Regions from separate parts of the Homo sapiens genome. Here region 1 is linked to region 2. A link is a loop called in an ENCODE intact Hi-C map of the cell type or tissue named here. Cell type or tissue: ascending aorta. All regions are shown on one strand. Region 1 has its middle 42 kb from the start of ECE1-AS1. Region 2 has its middle 2.8 kb from the start of HSPG2.

What was found. A loop is a pair of places that touch in the nucleus more often than their neighbours do. Peaks named below come from ENCODE experiments on the same cell type or tissue, not always from the same donor. Only the 100,000 strongest peaks of a DNase experiment are listed, where the experiment ranks them.
Region 1: it touches region 2 in a loop (2.2-fold over the local background); 2 of 110 quality-filtered maps call a loop at or near these places.

Annotation. Positions count from the first base shown.
Region 1 is chr1:21,333,231-21,337,230 of GRCh38, reverse strand. It overlaps a transcript of ECE1 not described here. Among named protein-coding and RNA genes, the nearest start is that of ECE1-AS1, 42 kb to the right of the region's middle. RefSeq lists an enhancer at 2,636-2,855. In ascending aorta, a CTCF peak has its summit at 2,336 (motif pointing right); DNase peaks (open chromatin) are centred at 2,360 and 2,860; H3K4me3 peaks cover 2,441 bases; H3K27ac peaks cover 4,000 bases.
Region 2 is chr1:21,938,073-21,942,072 of GRCh38, reverse strand. No RefSeq gene overlaps it. Among named protein-coding and RNA genes, the nearest start is that of HSPG2, 2.8 kb to the right of the region's middle. In ascending aorta, a CTCF peak has its summit at 2,246; DNase peaks (open chromatin) are centred at 2,262 and 3,151; H3K4me3 peaks cover 1,464 bases; H3K27ac peaks cover 4,000 bases.

The DNA of each region.
Region 1 (4,000 bases), 600 kb after region 2:
TTGGGTGGATGTACGTGTAAATGTCCGTGGCTGACATTTGGGTTGATTCCAGCTTGAGGCTGCTGTGACATTCTCGTATGTAACTCTTTGCAGACCTCAGCACTCATTTCTTTGGGGCACATACTTAGGAGTGCAACTCCTGGGTCAGAGGGGCAATGTGTGTTTAACTTTCTTTTTTTGTTGTTGTTTTTTTGAGATGGACTTTCACTCTTGTTGCCCAGGCTGGAGTGCAATGGTGCAGTCTCGGCTCACTGCAAGCTCTGTCTCCTGGGTTCAAGCGATTCTCCTGCCCCTGTCTCAGCCTCCCAAGTAGCTGGGATTACAGGCGTTTGCCACAACACCAGGCAAATTTTTTCTTTTTTTTAGACGGAGTCTCGCTTTGTCCCCCACACTGGAGTCTCGCTCTGTCGCCCAAGCTGGAGTGCAGTGGCGCGATCTCGGCTCACTGCAAGCTCCACCTTTTGGGTTCACGCCATTCTCCTGCCTCAGCCTCCTGAGTAGCTGGGACTACAGGTGCCCGCCACCACGCTTGGCTAATTTTTTGTATTTTTAGTTGAGACAGGGTTTCACTGTGTTAGCCAGGATGGTCTCAATCTCCTGACCTCGTGATCCGCCCACCTCGGCCTCCGAAAGTGCTGGGATTACTACAGGTGTGAGCCACCGCGCCCGGCCACAGCCGACTAATTTTTTGTATTTTTAGTAGAGACGGGGTTTCACCATGTTGGCCAGCCTGGTCTCGAACTCCTGACCTCAGGTGATCTGCCCACCTCGTCCTCCCAAAGTGCTGGGATTACAGGTGTGAGCCACCACGCCCGGCCTCAGTGAATGTTTTTTGTTGTTTTGGTTTTGAGACAGGGTCTCTCACTCTGTCACCCAGGCTGGAGTACAGTGGCATGAACACAGCTCACTGCAGCCTTGAACTTATGGGCTCAAGTGATCTTCCCACCTCAGCCTCCTGAGTAGCTGGTACCACAGGTGCACCACTACACCCAGCTAATTTTCTGATATTTTTTTGTAGAGACAAGGTCTCACTAGTTGCCAAGGCTGGTATTGAACTCCTGGGCTCAAGTGATTCATCCACCTTAGCCTTCCATGGTGCTGGGATTACAGGTATGAGACACTGCCTGTCTCAAGTGTTTTTTGAAAGAAGGAAGAAATTTGAGTCCTTTCTTTGTCTTAATGCCCCAGATTCACTCTGTAGCCCTGCCCCTGCCCCCAGGGCCTGGCAGTTCTGGGCTGGCACTCTGCCCAGACCCTGGGCTTTGGGCTTCGCCTGCTGTTCTGCAGGGTAGGGAAGGGCCTCCCTCCCTGGAGACCCACTGATTGGCTGTGTGACCTCAGGCAAGTCCCTTCCCCTCCATAGTCCTCACTTTCCCCTTCCGTCAAGCACTGGGTGGGTCGAAGCTTCCCAGCTCCCTGTGTCTGTGGTCTCCCTCATTTGGGAGCCTTTGCTCCTGGTGTTTGGTGCCTCTTCACCCCCAGGGTCTCACCCACCCCAGGCAGGAGCTCAGCTGGCCTGTAGCTTGCAGAAGGACCATTTGGGAAAGCTGGTGGGCCCTTCATTCTTGGTACCCGCCCTAAGAGCCTCACTGCGACTCTGTCCACCCTGGGTGAGAGCCCTCCAGAGTAGGCCCCCAGCCGTGAGAGCCCCCCACCCACTGAGGCTTGGCATCAGGTCGCCCTCGGTCTGAACCCTGCTATTCCCTGGCTCTGGGACTTTGGGCGGCTCAATCCACCTCTCAGGGCTGCAGCGTCCTCATCTTCAGGGTTGTGAGCACCCAAGGAGGCCCTGCCTCATTGTGGGGACAGAAGAGAATGGAGCAGTCACATGCCTGCCCCTAAGGAGCTGCACTCTAGGGGAGGAAGCTGGAGACCAAACAGGCAAAGCCACCCACCAGAAGGATCGCTCCGAGAGAAGAAAGGAGACAAAACAGGGCGATGTGGTGGAGAGTGGCTGTGAGGGGAGGGGGCCGCTCTAGAGGAGCGGCCAGGAAAGGAGGTGATGTCTGAGCTGGGACATGAAGGTTGAGGAGGGGGCAGCCGGGCAAAGACGGGGGCGGGGGAGATGAGAGTTCCCGGCTGCCGGAACAGCAAGTTTGGCACATGTAGGGGGTGAACGCTGGTGTGGCCGGGCAGAGGCAGTGGAGGGTGGAGGGAAGGCTAGGGAGAGGTGGGCCTGGAGGGGCAAGCCATGGACAGCCTTGTCTGTGGGGCAGGGGTCAGCATTTCGTTCTAATAGTGGTGGGAAGCCACTGGAGGACCCCACGTTGAGGGGCGACTGGGCTTGGTTTCTGTTTGGAAAGACCTTGGCTGCTGTGTAGAGCATGGACTGTAGGGGGCAGGAGGGAGGCAGGAGCGCGGGCCTCAGGATATTCGTCTGTCCTGAGGCTGAGGAGGCGTAGGTTTCTGCAGGATCTGGGATTTTGGCTGCTACTTCAGGGATGGGAGAGAGGTAGCCAGGCATCCCAGATGCTTCGAGACCTTGCTGGCAGCAGAGCACAGTGGGCAAAAGTTACCTGTGGAGCCAGACAGACCTGTCTGAACCTCCACTTCAACTCAGCCTTCCGGGGTGGGCTTGGGATTCTCCCAGAGTGACCAGTTCCCACCGTCCCAGCCCCTGGGGACCCAGAGAAACAGAGCCAGAGGGCATTGAGCTGGAGCCTGCCTCCCTCGCTTCCGCACACCCTGCCGAGAAGTGAGGGCATAGGAAGTGATGGCCGCAAGGGGATGCCCAGCCCCTCTGCTCCAGGGCTGCTGTTCACACGGCCACGCTGGAGGGAATCCTGTGGCTTTGTGGTTCCTTGTTTCCTGGGCTGGTCTGGTGGAAGATGGCCATGAGAAAGCGGCACTTCATCTTCCTTCGCCCCTGAGTGTTCAGTGGGTGGTTACTCGGCATCCTGTTGGGCTTCCGGTGTGGTGGCTGGGAGCCAGAGAGAGGAGGGCATGAGAGCTCACAGAGTCACAGGAGGTGGGACTTGGAGGTCATCTAGGCCAACTTCCTCATAGGGCAGACCAAGGCTCACAAAGGGAAAGAGACTTACCTGAGGCTATACAGCAGGTTAGAGGCAGGACTTAGACCCTGATTCTAGACTCCTCATCCAGCACTCTTTCTAGATAAGATGGAGGTATGGAGGTTTTGGAGCCAGACAGATGTGGGTTGTAGTCCCAGCTCTGTCACTTAGTCCCAGCTGGGTGACCTTTGGTGAGTGACCATCTCTGAGCCTCGGTTTTCTCCTCTATGAAATGGGATGATGGTAGCACCTTTCTCATAGTGGTGTTGTGAAAAGTGGTTGATAATTTATGACAGGTTGTAAAGCTCACAGGACGGTGCACGGAGTTGGCCCTTGGGAGGTGGGAGCTGTTATTACCTTTGTGGCTCCGTCATTTTTTTTTTTTTGAGACGGAGTCTCGCTCTGTTGCCCAGATTGGAGTGCAGTGGCACGATCTCAGCTCACTACAACCTCCACCTCCTGGGTTTAAGCAATTCTCCTGCCTCAGCCTCCCAAGTAGTTGGGATTACAGGCAGGTGCCACCATGCCTGGCTAACTTTTGTATTTTTTAGTAGAGACGGGGTTTCACCATGTTGGCCAGGCTGGTCTCGAACTCCTGACCTCAAGTAATTTGCCTGCCTCGGCCTCCCAAAGAAGTTGGGATTATGGGCGTGAGCCACTGCGCCCAGCCCGTGGCTCTGTCATCCTAACCTCCTGAAGCACCGGAAAGAATGGCTGCGTGCTGGCCCTCACATATGCTGTTTTCTGATGAACGCGGTTAGGGAGGGAAGATGAGAATGGGCCATGGTTGGCCCATCTCTCTGCTACTTATTTTATTTCCCCACTATATTTGAGAGACTCCTTAGCCAGGCCACACTACTACCCACCCACCCCCCCGCCCCCCCCACGGCTCTGGTGGGCTGGAGCTGTGCTGTCTGCCTTCAGCCCAAATAGGGGTGGGGGAGGCGGAGGCACTAAGTGCAGGTCCCGGGTGAAAAACTGGGCAGCTC
Region 2 (4,000 bases):
GCAGAATGGGTGTGGTTGAGAATGGGAGTTTGTAGAATCAGACCGACATGGACATGAATCCTGGTTCTACCTCTTACTGACTGCATGACCTGGGCAAGCCACTTCATCCCCTGGGCCTCAGTTTTCCCAGCTGGAAAGGGAGGGGAATAATAAAATGTACTGCCTTGCCTGCTCCCCAGGGTTTATCTTTGTTCCAAGCACAAACCAGAACAGGGACATTTACACTGTGTGCCACGTTTGAACTAATGTCTTGTTCTTTCATTTAAGTAACAATTATCCAAATGCCAACTCTGTGCCACACACTGTGCTCTTCACAGGGGATATAATTGGGACCAAGACAGAAACAAGACCTTCATGCCCTCTGCCTTCATTATGCCTCATAATATTAAATGATCTTCCAAATAATTACAATGGTCAAAAATGCTACAAGAAAAGCATGGCGGGGGGGGCGCTGTGGGAAAGTGTGGTGGGGAACACGACCTCGCTTGGGAGGTCAGAGAAGATTTCTGTGGTCATGTGATGTTTGGACTCAATCTTAAGGGAGAGTAGAGTGAAGGGGGATGGGTGTTAACTGGGAAAAGCACTTAGGAGAGGGAACAGCATCTGCAAAGACTATGGTGGGGAAGGGCTGTGGCTGGATTGATGGGCAGGACTAGATCATGCCAGGCCTTGTGGGGTCCCCGCCCTCTCCATGGGAACTTTTGCTGCCTGCTTAGACCCACCTCCTGCCTCCTCTTCCTCCTCTTCTTCAGTACTATCTTCTTGTTTTTTCTCCTCCATCTCAATTCTCTTTCACACCAATTTCTGACTCTTCATTTTCACCCAAGGACATATTGTTACTCTATTAGCATTTGTTTTCCCACATGGACATAGAAACTCTCGTGGGCAGTGTTTAGTTTCACTATTGAATGAATATAGGGCCACAGCTAGCCTTACAGTGCCTTCACTCATATCAGCAAAAAGTACCCATTCTGGGCCGGGTGCAGTGGCTCACGCCTGTAATCCCAGCACTTTGGGAGGCCGAGACGGGTGGATCACTTGAGGTCAGGAGTTCGAGACCAGCCTGGCCAACATGATGAAACCCTGTCTCTACTAAAAATACAAAAAATTAGCCAGGTGTGGTGGCATGTGCCTGTAATCCCAGCTACTTGGGAGGCTGAGGCAGGAGAATCGCTTGAACCCAGGAGGCAGAGGTTGCAGTGAGTTGAGATCGTGCCACTGCACTCCAACCTGGGCAACAGAGCAAGATTCTGTCTCAAAAAGAAAAAAAAAAGTACCCATTCTGGGCAGATGTAGCCCCACAACAGGGCCCATTACAGTTCCTATTTACCCACTTGGCTGCACACCTTTGTTCAGTGAACAACCTGCGCAACTGTCCACTGCAGCCCTGAATGAATGAATGAATGGACAAAGGAATGTGATTAAGATGAATGATAAGCTCTCAGGCAGAGAAAAGATTTGGAATGGGAGTGGAAGCCAGAAGATGAGTCCTACTGAATTTGGAGGAGTGGACAGGTAAGCCACAAACTCCAGCTGCTGGTTCCAGAACCCCCAACACCTATTCTCAGAAGTCAAGCTGTTTGACTATTTCTGCCTATCCAAGCTGTTGTAGTCTCTCCGTGCCCAGGGAACCTTGTATGAGACTTGAGTTGTTTCTCTCCTCGAGTGTGACCAGCACCCTGAACTCTGTGTACATACAGTGAGATTATGGGCGCCTCCAAGGTTTTGCCAAGCCCAGAAGGCCTTGTGCCTGCTCCTCTTCTTAGCCATATGAGGAGATAGCCAGGCTCTAGACAAAGCAACTTGAGAGCATTTGCTAAAGATATCAAGGACTGCAAACTAAAACAGACCCAGGCAAATCCCTTAGTGGGAAGGAGAGGACACAGAATAAATAGGTGGATGACCAATCCTCCGCTGCTGGAGCCGCCCTGGAAGACTTTCTCAACATGCCATATATTCCTGCTTTCTGCGTGTCAGCCCAGCTCCTTCCAGTCCCTAGTCGGCCTTACCATCTCTTTCCTCAACCCCTTTGAGGAAGGAAGACTTATAGCTCTGGGTTAGTCTTGACCAAACATCTACAAAGGGTTGCTTGTTTCCCTTTTTTTCCCCCTTTGCTCATGAGCAAATCATCCAAGAAGCCAAAGCTCTGGTACTTAAAGGGCCCGAGGTAGGGAACAGACACTGAGGCAGCTCATGAAATGCGATTTGTCACGGATGCTGACAAATCCATGGACAGGCAAGGCCTTGGAAAAATCCTGCCACTAGGGCTGGCCACCTGCCAGCTCTGAAGTCAGTGGAGTTTTGAAGCCTTTCTCATCGGACAGGGAGTTTCCAAGTGCAAACCTGGTGTACTCTCCCCTCAAATGGGAGGTCCCTGGGGTGGCTGTGGAGGCTGCTCCTCTATCAGACCTCAGCTCCCCAAGGGCCAAGTCATGTCTCTCTCTTTAGATTGGGAGCACACCAGAAATAGTAATAAGAGAAATGGCTACCACTTATTTCATGCTTACCAAGTGTCTGAAATGGCTGTGTTTTTTAAAAGAAATATATTAATTTATCTTAATTCTCATAACAACACTAAGAGAGACGTCTTAACGTTATTCTCATTTTCTACATGCAGAGACTGAGACATGGAAGTTGAATCATGTGCTCAAGATTGCACGGCTAGGTGGTGGAGGCAGGATTCTCTATCAGACTGAGAACAATACCCGGACAGGGACTATTCTTCCCCACACCTCTATCAGATTAAGAGTTTACTGAGGGCCAAGATTGGGCGTCCCTCCTCTGTCCACCCCTATCTCCCTGTGCGGATCAGAGATAGACCTTATTCAGTGCTGTGCCTGGAGCCTGGGTTGGGGCCAGGCAGTTGGCCTGACTACCGTGGATGCAATTTCTGTTCTTTACAACTCTGAGCTGGTCCCACAGAAATATGCCCCACAGGGCATATTTTGGAGATATCTTTTGGAGATAGGGGATCTATCTGGGATGGGGGTCAGGATGCCAGTGTTTTTTCAATCCCCCAGATGCCTGGATGAGAGGCCCCAATGTGCTTGGGAGCCTGCGGACCCCTATCACAGGGAACATAGCTTCCGGAGCCAGGCCTGGTGCCGCCCAGTGAGCTGGGCATTTCCTTCTGTCCACAGCTCACCTCACTCCTGGCTGCAAACCCAGCCATGAGTTTCTGGAACCTAGCAACTCTCACAGGAAACAATGGAAACTTCAGTTTTATTCTCCTCCTCTATCATTACTCAAAAGGTTTTCCTCAAAGCTACACACACATAGTTTTCCTCTCCACCCATCAGCCTCGGGCTGCCCTGGAAATTTCAGGCAGAAGAGGGGAGCTGAAGAGTAGGCAGTGAATAGGTCTGGGGGCTTGGTGCTGTTTGCTGCCTGCGGTTGGGTCAGAGACAGATCATGGGGCTGTGATTTTACCACCCACCCGAGCATCTGTGATGGGGCTTTGGCAGGGTCTGTCTGTCTGGGCCTGAGTGTGTGAGTTGGTGTGGTTCTGGCTCTGGGGCTGTGATTTATGTGACTCAAAGTTGGTGTGTGAGTGATTTACATGGAAAATGGTGCAGGTGGGGTGGGCAGCTCAGTTCAGTACCCAGTGCCCACTATGAGGCACTGTGATTAGTGGGTGAGAACAGGTAAAAGATACAGGCTGAGGCTGGGTGCGGTGGCTCAATGCCTGTAATCCCATCACTTTGGGAGGGCAAGGCGGGCAGATCACAAGGTCAGGAGTTCGAGACCAGCCTGGCCAACATGGTAAAAACCCCATCTCTATTAAAAATACAAAAATTAGCCAGGCGTGGTGGCACGCCTGTAATCCCAGCTATTCAGGAGGCTGAGGCCGGAGAATTGCTTGAACCCGGAGGCGGAGGTTGCAGTGAGCCAAGATCCCACCACCGCACTCCAGCCTGGGGACAGAGCGAGACTCCTTCTCAAAAAAAAAAAAAAAAAAAAAAACAAGCTGGTAAGCATGTAGGCAATGATGTGGGCCTGT